Linked DNA regions of Homo sapiens: region 1 is linked to region 2. A link is a contact called in ENCODE Hi-C or POLR2A ChIA-PET data. All regions are on one chromosome and are shown on one strand. Each heading gives the region's core, a stretch centred on a gene start or an enhancer-like site at or near the end of the contact. The rest is flanking DNA. Distances are from core to core; before and after follow the strand shown. Region 1 overlaps GMDS (GDP-mannose 4,6-dehydratase). Region 2 overlaps GMDS (GDP-mannose 4,6-dehydratase).

Region 1 (4,727 bases), core at 1,807-4,306, 34 kb after region 2:
AACGACTCGTCCACCTTTTTAAAAAGACACACAGCTAAATGACAGTTTATAGTCAGTTCCATACTTTCAAAAATTGGCACCAGAAAGTCAGAATTGTAAGCTCCATCAGGTTGAGGTAGCCAGCTTTCCAACCTCCAGCCACAGCCTGCAGGCGGTAGATACTCCAAGGCAGTCACTGTGACCAGACAGCAGAGCCTTGTGACCACGTGGCTTTGCTGGGAAAGGCCTGGGCTCCATGGCAGAAACCACCCGGGAGGCCAACAGTGCCTGCCTCTGTGTCCCTCCCAGCCTCGTGGTCATGGGCTCCTCTCCCCGTCACTCCCCATGCCCAGTCACAGCAGCCTTCTCTCCGGGGTTCCCTTAAGGCCTTTTTACCTGCAGTGTCCCCAAGAGACCCTCACACCCCAGATCTTTCTGTGACCGGCCCGTGCACATTGTGCAGATCTCTGATCCAGTGACCTCTGTGGAAGGCCTTCCCCGCCCAGCCAGTACAGAGTGCCCTCCCGCCCTCCAACAAGCCAGCCCCCTCTGCAGTCGCTCCCTCGCACTCCCATCAGCCGAAACTCAGGTCTCCGCCAACTCTTGTGCTGCCAGACCCTAGAACATGGGCTTCATGACAGCCACGGCCTTCTCTTGTCCACGTTTGCTTCTCCAAGGCTTAAAGCAGTAAATATGTGGCAACAAGCAAGCAAGAGACTGTGAAATGTTTGCAGAAATTGAGGGACAGCAGAGTACAAAATCTTCTACACTCTGTTACAGCTATTCAGAAAATGATTATCTAAAATTAGAGGAAGGGTTGGGGTGCAGGGTAAAAGTTGCATGTAAGTATCAAAGAAAAACTATAAAACAGCCCACTTAAAAATATTACATCTTCATCCATGATGTTACTGCAAGAAATGAAAAGAATCGTTTTTCCTACATTTTAGTGATAAATAATAGCCTCAATGGAAAGCCTGTATAGGATGAATTAGAAATGGTTCTAGCTGTTAAAAGCAGCTGTGCAATTTTGAATTCTCACACAACTTTGCAAGCCTTGCTGTCCCCGTTTTACAGATTTAAAACCTGAATCTCAGAGTTATTAAGAAAGAGTTAAGTGGTTGAGCCACGTTGTGATTCCAGGTCTCTCCAGCAATGCCGCCATGTTGGTTGTGTCCACGAATTTTTCTTCCTTTAGAGGCGAAGTCTCATTCTGTCACCTAGGCTGGAGTACAGTGGTGTAATCATAGCTCACTGCAGCCTCAAACTCCTGGGCTCAAGCAGTCCTCCCACCTCAGCCTCCCAAGTAGCTGGGACCACAGGCAAGTGCCACCACACCCAGCTAATTTTTTAAAGTTTTTTGTAGAGACAGGGTCCTGCCATACTGCCCAGGCTGGTCTCAAACTTCTGGCCTCAAGCAGTCCTCCTACCTCAGCCTCTCAAAGCACTGGGATTACAGGCATGAGCTATCATGCCTGGCCACGTTTTTGTGTTGAGATAAAATCTATATACTGTGAAATGCACAAATGTTGAACTGCAGTTTGATCTGTTCTGACAAACGCACACACTCTTGTAACCGACACTCCTATTCATATAAGGAGCATTTCCTCACTCCAGAAAGTTCCTTGGTGAACCTTCCCAGTCAGTACTCCTCCCCTGTCCTCCAGTCTCGTTTCTATAACCATGGATGCCTCTTCTGGGACCTCACATACAGCAAATCATACAATATGTACAATATGGACTCTTCTGTGTCAGTTTCCATCCAGCATTAAGTTGATATTTCTGTGTGTTGATACCATCTATTACTTAGAGACCTCTTTGCCACTCAAATTAATGTGTGTAAAGTGTATTGTTTACAACACATTCTACAGAGGGTTTTGTCCTATTGAGTGTTGTGACTGCTGGACTAGGAATGGCAGAACCTGACCACTAGATGACTTTGTGACATTCTCAAGTACTTGGCTGAAATACCTCTGCAGATACATTTCGGTATAGGACTTTGTTCCTCTCATGAAGATGTAAAGAAGGAATGCCAGGTGACCATGTAGTATAGACACCTGACAAAACCCTCTGAGCCTTCCTGTGATGATGGGTGGCCAAATGAGTGATAACAGAATTATAGTAAACCTAAAGAGTTGTCATCATGCTCATCTCCTCTCCATACCTCTCCAAAAATTTGCTAACAGATATCACAGTAATTGTCTTAATCTTTTCTCCAATATAAAAGTCCCCAGAGAAATGGCCAAAAAGCAAGAATCTGGATGTGGTCAGGTGTTTGGCTAGGCCTTGAGTTGCTTAAGAAGTGGCTGAGGGAATGAATATTTGGAGGAGCCTGTGGGTATATGTTTGATAGACCCTGTTTGAATGACCCTGTTACGTTATTTATATTTGGATTGGGGAGAAGGAGGAAGGGGAGTGAGGGAGGGAGGGAGGAAGGAAGGATTATTGAAGTGAGGTGTGTTGAATTGGAGGACTTAATATACTGTATACATTGAGAAAAACCACAAAGGAAAAAAACCCCATCTACATTGTACTGTGTAGTACTCATGTCCGAAGCAGTGGTGGTGGGGCGGAGGGGGGGACATTTCTAAGAGGTGGGTAGATTTCCTAACAAACTAGAAGGAAACAAGCTTAAGGAAAATTACCTTCCTCTTATGCAATTCAGGATCCCCTGTGGCCTAGGTAGGCATTCCTAGATGAGAAGGTGCGGGGTAAAGATAAGCCAGATGACAAGTACTTTAGCTTTTACCTCCGAGATACTTTGCTTTGCACAGAACTTTCATCTCTAGGAAAGAGGCCACCTGCAACAGATACAAAATCTCTTAAGTTGCATTTTGGATGTGATTGTTTTGTGGTTTAATTAGCTGATGTCTATAAAGCGCTTTGAGGGTAGAAAGCCCTAAGTGGCAAGAGCACAGCGGCCTTCCTCTTGTATCCAGGGTGCCACTTGCCAGCGATGTCACAAGAGTCCCTAATCGGTCCACTCAAAGGCGCTTTATCTCCTGTCCTCGGGGTTTTGCCACCTCCTTCCAGCATGGGTAAATCTTTACACCCTAGATCCAGTTATTAACAGTAACCAGTAATTTCCGACCAACATGGTGCTGGCTTTGAAGCCTGGAATGCTGAGGTCACTGACAACCTTATCTCCTTTTCATTAAATGGCCCCCGCATCACAACTATGAGTCAGCCACCCCCCATCTCAGCTCGTCAGAGTGGAGATCAGTGAACTAACCGGAACCAAGAGGGCTCTAGTTACAGTCATTAATCTAGCTTTCCCCAGGCTGATGCTACTGTAAGCACCGGATCAAGAAATAAAGCTGACAAAAAATTAACTCCACGATTGCAATTCAGATGTAGAACAGGTACAGACAGACGCAGCACCTTGTAAATAGGTATGATGCAAGATGACATCCCCAAAGTCTTATATGGTTATTTCATTTAAAGAAACCTGTTAGACACCTACCTATGAGTAGGCAGCTCCCCAAAAGCTTCCCAGCGCAGCCTCTGAGAAGTGCTTTCCTCTGCTCAGCTGGCTCAGACTGCTGCCTGGTTGAACGGGGAAGGCCTCAAAGTTGCACAGGGCTGGACAGGGCAGACAGTGGGCATGTTCCTGGGCTGGGCCCCACTCAGGAGGTGGGGAGCATGCTCCTCTGTCCCAGTCAAAGGCCAGGCAGCCAATGGGCAGGCGGACACAGCCAGGGCAACCGCCTGGTCTGGGGAAAGGAACAAGCTTTGGGGTGGCATAAACTGCATAGGCCACATGCGGTTCGTCCCATGGAGGAAAGAGGACCGCCGCACTCATCTCCACACATCTCCAGCATGTCTGCTAGAAAGGGCTTTCTCCAGAATATGTTTTAAAACTTTGTTTAAAAGGAAGTTAACTTGCTTAAATCCTGTATTTCTCCTAAATAATTATGTTGTCTGTGTAGCTTATGAGCCCTTTTTGCTTAACTACAATTCTTGTTTTATGTCAACTATGTCAACCATATTTTTAAAATATAAATGAAAAAAGATCCATTTATATGTAGGTTGCACTATACATGCCATTAAGTTCTCCTTTCCTGAAGTGAACACCTGTAACTTTTTTTACCACCCTAAGCTTTATTGACAAGTAGGCATATAATGAAGACCACGTTCTCATTTACTTTCCACGAAAGCTCTACTGTACTAGCCGGACTTTGTCGCTGGTTTCTGGGGCATGCATACGGATGGATGCATTTCTTTCCATTTGTTTAGTAGTGCTTAACAGCCGCTGATCCCAAATGACAAATTCTACCGAGATCCCATCAGAAAAGTGGGATCGGCGAGAGGGGTGGTCAGAGGATTTTAAAGTGCCCATTAGGCACCATGCAGGAGGACTGGACCGCACGTCCGGAGTCATCTAAGGAGGCTCCCAGCAGAGGTGACAGTGGCGACAGTGGGAGTGTCCAGTGGTGGTTTTATTCCAAGTCTACACCGTCGCTGATTGCCACACGGCAGCCTCCATAAGGGTGGCCACGGACGAGGCCATGGTGCAGGGCCTGCTCCTCCCTCTGCCACTTCCTCTCCACTGCCTGCACCCTCCTCGGGCCAGTGCTGACTGACTCCATTTCCCTGAGGCTGCCTGAGCATTGTTTGAGCTCTGCCTACGGACAGTCCCACCGAGTCCCGCTTCCTGAGCAGACAGGACCGCCTGCTGTTTTCTTCTCCTCTCTTATTGCCCCTTGTCATGAAAGGAGAGGTCTGACTTCCACTTCAGTTTGTGTGGATAG
Region 2 (4,969 bases), core at 6-2,505:
AGCTTAAACTGTAGCTCCGGATCCCAAGGGTCCTTTTCATTCTGTGGAAACTCGGTGATTCCATTAGTGATCACACCACCGTCACGTGAAAAGCTGACTGTATAATTTCATATTGCCTAAGGTCTTTTATAGTCTTCTCAACTTCACCTTTGGATCATTGAGTGTATAACCTTTTAAATTTGCAAGAACTTTTAATATAAACAAGTAGGTAGACAAACAGGTAGGGATTTACCTCCCTGGTGTAACTAGGCTGAGAGGGTAGAGGAAGGGTCAGGGCTGTACACTTAGCACTTAACCATATTTCCTCCATAAATAAGAAATATTCTTGGTCTTGGTGCATCATCAGGACCAACAGGAGAGGAACCCTAGCCCACCAGATCCACACTGTAAAATAAAGACGGCACAGAAAAGGAGGGGATGCAGGTACTGTGGTGCAGGGGAGAGGATGCTGGGCAGAGCAGGACTCCCGTCTCTAGGATCTCAGAGCGACTTGACCCTCAGGGACTCTCACGGCCTTTGCTGCTTCATCCATAACAAGGGGCAAATGCCTAATCAGTTCACTTCCCATACACTCAGCCCACTTATATGAAAGCCCTCCTGTAGACCGGAAGCCCTACATGAATGGAAGTGTCGTTGTCACTCCTCTGCTGATGACCCACTTGGCTGTCAGTGTGCCCAGAGGTCGAGTTTAACTCCTCCAAGTCGCTGAAATTAAAAATACGGTCTCCAGAAGGAAATAGTCTATGTATTATAGGACTCAACTTGACATACCAAATCCAAACCTACCAGATATATTAAGGTGATATTTAGAAAGTAGTTCTTATTTGAGCTCAGGAGAGCTTTTTCACACAGCGGGCTTCCTTGTAGCCTGAAGACATGATGATATGTACACAGACCCTGTTTTTCTAGGGCTGTTTAGCTATTATGTGTAGCAAGGCACACGTGTATCCTCCTTCATCCAGTTGTGGCCCATCGAGGCAGGAGTATGTGGCCCCCAGAGAGCAGAAAGGAGGCCTCCTGCTCTGGTCCTGGTAAAGGAAGGAAACCAAGACATGGAAAACAACAGCAAAGCCTTCTGCCCCGTGCACCTTCCTGGCAGATCTCATTCCTACCCAAATGGGTAGGAAAATGGGGGAAAGTAATGTATAAAGTGAACCCCAAGTAAGTATTCTGTTGTACTAACAAGCCAGAGGTCTGTCTCCCTTCCTCTTTTACATTCATATTTCATTGTCACTTTCGATTCTTAGGCTGGCCCATTACCTCCCTCAAACAAGGAACTGAAACAAATCTCTTTAAAGCAATCATGGTTATACATTTTATATTTCATTGTCACTTTTGATTCTTAGGCTGGCCCATTACCTCCTTCAAACAAGGAATTGAAACAAATCCCTTTCAAGCAATCATGGTTATATATTTTGTGCCCTTAAAAGTATAAGCCAGGAGGGGGGAGAGATAGCATTAGGAGATATACCTAATGTTAAATGACGAGTTAATGGGTGCAGCACACCAACATGGCACATGTATACATATGTAACTAACCTGCACATTGTGCACATGTACCCTAGAACTTAAAGTATAATAATAAAAAAAATTAAAAAGTATAAGCCACCTCTGAATATAGTGATCAAAGATAAACTGCCAACTGCCACTTCCACCAGTCATACTCTGTCCAAGAGATACACGTACTCTGTGGTAGAGATGTGCAAAGCCAGCTGAGTATGCAGAAGTCTATCTGTATTCACATAGCACGTGTGGTGTGTGAGAGCGATCCTGGTGAACAATAGTGACGTGAATATGTTCATTCTACAGTTAGGACGCTTCTAACTTTAGTTTCAAAATGTTTCTACTGCACTATACCTTGGTATCAATGAGATTTTTAAAAAATCTCTACCCACATGTGAAGCCTCTTTACTACTATATAATCACTAGTACTTTCCAAATTAAATATTATGCTTACATTATTAAACATTAGCATTGCCCCCTGTTAGGCCAGAACTGTGGCTGATCAGGGAATAGTTTACATGAGTCTCAAACATGTCAATGTGACAGAGTGACACAGTAAATCACCTCTAACCAGTATGGCTTATACTCAAAAGCACATTGCTTTCAGCTTCGTTATGTGATTGTCCGTGCTGTGCCTGTAGGAGTGGCCAGACACCATGAATCGGGGACTCTAGGGAGAACAGGACACTCATTCATCTCACGCCTCTCTAAGGAGAAACAATTCCTCTCCTCTGAAGAGAATACTCACGGTCTCCCATGTGAGTGAACGATGAAGTTGTAAGAACACTCCCCCACCTCACTGTTGGTGACAGAGGACAGTGTGGTTCCAGGGGGTGGGCAGGTGAGAGGGTCCAGAGAGTGAAGGAGATGCTTGGATGATCCAGAAATCTGGGGCCAGCTCATTGGCCCAGACTTTCATTAGTTTTGACTGAAGGCTGACACAAGATTCAAGTAGCAAAGGGCAGATTCTCGGCCTTACAGAGAAATGATAAAGATTCCAAGAGTTGATTTTTGCAGTAAGAATGGGTAACATTTAAGAAACACCAAAGTAAAATTTGACTAGGTTACTTCTTTTTCTTTTTATAAGCAACTTTTAGCCTAATTATTGTAAAGAACTATAACGGGGCATGCATGTGATTTATTTGTTGAAATAAATGTAAGCACTTATCCAACAAATTCTTACTGGGTGCCTACCGTGTGCCAGGCACTGCTCTGGGTCCTGAGGGTGCTAAGCCAGTAGGTGACTTATTCCAACAAATTACAACAAATAAATTACATGCTCCCATTCATACAGGAGGGCACAGACCACAAACATGTTAATAACATGTCAGGAGGAGATCTGTGCCATGAAGAAAAATAAAGCAGGGTAAAGGTGATCAAGGAAGGCCTCTCTGATGAGACATTTCAGCAGAGCCATGAAGGAAATGAGGGAGCAGGGCACACGGATCTTCACCAGTCACCGGGGGACTCCTGTGCAAAGGCCCTGTGGCAGGTGTATGCTTTGCCAGTTGAAGGAACAGCAGTGGGGCCAGTATTCCTGGCACAGAGAAATGGTGAGGGCAGTAGCCACAAGCAGTCACATAAGGCGGTGCAGGCCAGTGGTAGGGTTTGGGGTTCCAGGCTGTGAGGAGGAGGGCCGCCGTGTACTTGCATTCACAAAAACATCACTGGTACCTTTGGAAAAATTCCGCAGGGGCAAGGATAAAAGCAAGGAAAAGGGAGCTTGGTTTCCTGCTCTTCTAGGAGAGATGATAGCTAAAATCTCTTCTAGGGAACTTTGGGACGTTTCAGTTAAGTAGGTGAGAACAAGAAGCAATATGGGGGTGCTTTGGTGAAGGAGGTCCCACAGTTCAGACTGAGCTGGGCTCCTAAATGAAAACAGTGGCTGCCTTTTCTGAGCCAACGACCTGCACGGTGCTTCTGTGCGTTGCCATCACTTCCCAGCATCCCTAACGAAGGGTGCAGAGACACCCCAAGTTGAATTTCTCTCCCTTTCCTTATCAGTGCATGTTCTAGAAAAGCCATAAGACACTATGAAAAGCTACAGTCTGCTCCTAAGTATCATATTTGAGCAGTAAGTTCTAAGAAATTCTATTTTAGGTTTGACATCTGGCTAAAGGAAATCAGAGAAAGAAATGTCATATTTGAAACAGAAAGGTCAAACCCCTTACGATATCCAGAAAGGAGGGAAGTAGGAAGCTTTTAGTAAAATAAATAAATGCAAACCTATATCCTTATTCTGACAGTCTCGTTGGGAGGATTCATGCACTATGGAAGTTTTGCTTCTGAATCTGTGCTCATTCTTTATTCAACAAACTTTAATTCATCCCCAAAGTAGCATTCCTCCCAGCTGACTGCCCTCAGCATCTTGGCAGGAGAGAACACAAAATGTTATGCAGCAGTAAGCCCTAAATTTGTGTTTCTGTCAAATAATTGGGAAAATGTTGGAATGATTTTTTTCAGCTCATCTTTGTTGAGAATTTAAGGCATTTCCCTTGGCTCTCAGGACAGTTTATATACATCAACATAAAGCAGCTGATGTCATATACAGAGTCCACTTGCCTGCTTCTCCTTGGATGTTCCAGTGGTACAGACAGGCCTGGACCTCCCACTCCCACCTCTGGGCCCTCCCCACCTCTCTGAGACTGTCCTCAGATCAACTGTACTTCTTTGTGTGGGAACTCTAATCCTTGGATTCCAAGGTACTGGTCACCCATGCCACAGGTTCCAGAATTCAAAGTGGAGCCCCCAGCACACACGGTGCTGCTATCATTTCTCCAGCTGTTCCCAAGTCTGCACCTTCTGCAGCTCTTCCCAGAGGCCCTCCTGCCATGTCACTGTTTCCAACGTCCAGAGTCCTTACCTGTCTGTGGTGGTGTGGGATCACTGTCATCATCCACACATGGACTCGATTCTGATCCTGCCTGAAAACTCACCATTGCCACCTCAGTTTCCCAGTGCTAAGATAAGAATAAGATGAAGTAATGTTCACCTGGGGGAGCTGATCTGAGGATTAAATAAGTGAATGCTGTAAAGGTCTGGAACACAGAAGGCACCGAGAAGTGCTGGCTCCCTTCCTTCCTTTCCCAGTCCCGCACAATGCCTTCCAGCCACGCAGTTCCTCTCTCTCCACCAGCAGCTTCGGAGCCAAGGCGAGTCGCCATTTGTGACTCCCGGTGCTCCTGCTGTAGGATTTCATCTAGTTCTCAGGTCCTTCCTCCATCTCCCCAGTGTAGCTGTCTGTCATGGGTTTTTGATGACCCTCAGATGATAGCCTCCTCCATGCTTCCTCCATTTTCTGCCCCCTCAGGCACCCACCCGCCCCTTAACAATGACATCCGACTGTCCACTGCCTAGTCCGCCTCAGCAGCAGGGAATGCTGAAGCAAGGGCTGCACCCCCCATCACTGCAGCTGGACCCAGCAGTGGATTTGCTAGAGCTTGCTCTTGCTCACTCGCTCTCTGTC

What was found. Hi-C counts contacts between places; a loop is a spot of excess contacts on that map. ChIA-PET counts read pairs that join two places held with the same protein, here RNA polymerase II (POLR2A). Pooled maps may share reads with other maps.
Region 1: a map of breast epithelium shows a loop between it and region 2 (12-fold over the local background). The contact joins two enhancer-like sites. A Hi-C loop is called at or near these places in 8 of 168 maps with a recorded cell type or tissue (IMR-90, PC-9, aorta and 4 more), 3 of 37 single-sample maps with no recorded cell type and 8 of 50 pooled maps. POLR2A ChIA-PET finds 5 or more read pairs at or near these places in 4 of 52 experiments (HEK293, HEK293T, PC-9 and 1 more).

The regions. Positions count from the first base shown.
Region 1 is chr6:1,629,325-1,634,051 of GRCh38, reverse strand. All of the region lies in intron 9 of GMDS (GDP-mannose 4,6-dehydratase), which reads left to right. Among named protein-coding and RNA genes, the nearest start is that of FOXC1, 22 kb to the right of the region's middle. RefSeq lists enhancers at 1-328, 3,131-4,057, 4,058-4,727. Within about 2 kb of position 3,056, at least 3 of the 41 ENCODE cell types and tissues checked have a DNase peak (open chromatin) inside an H3K27ac peak, as active enhancers do.
Region 2 is chr6:1,661,722-1,666,690 of GRCh38, reverse strand. The region is part of intron 9 of GMDS (GDP-mannose 4,6-dehydratase); the gene reads left to right. It overlaps LOC107986514 (a long non-coding RNA gene), which reads right to left. Exons shown (of 2, transcript XR_001743788.2): 1 at 787-4,969. Among named protein-coding and RNA genes, the nearest start is that of FOXC1, 54 kb to the right of the region's middle. RefSeq lists enhancers at 941-1,110, 1,121-1,350. Within about 2 kb of position 1,255, at least 2 of the 41 ENCODE cell types and tissues checked have a DNase peak (open chromatin) inside an H3K27ac peak, as active enhancers do.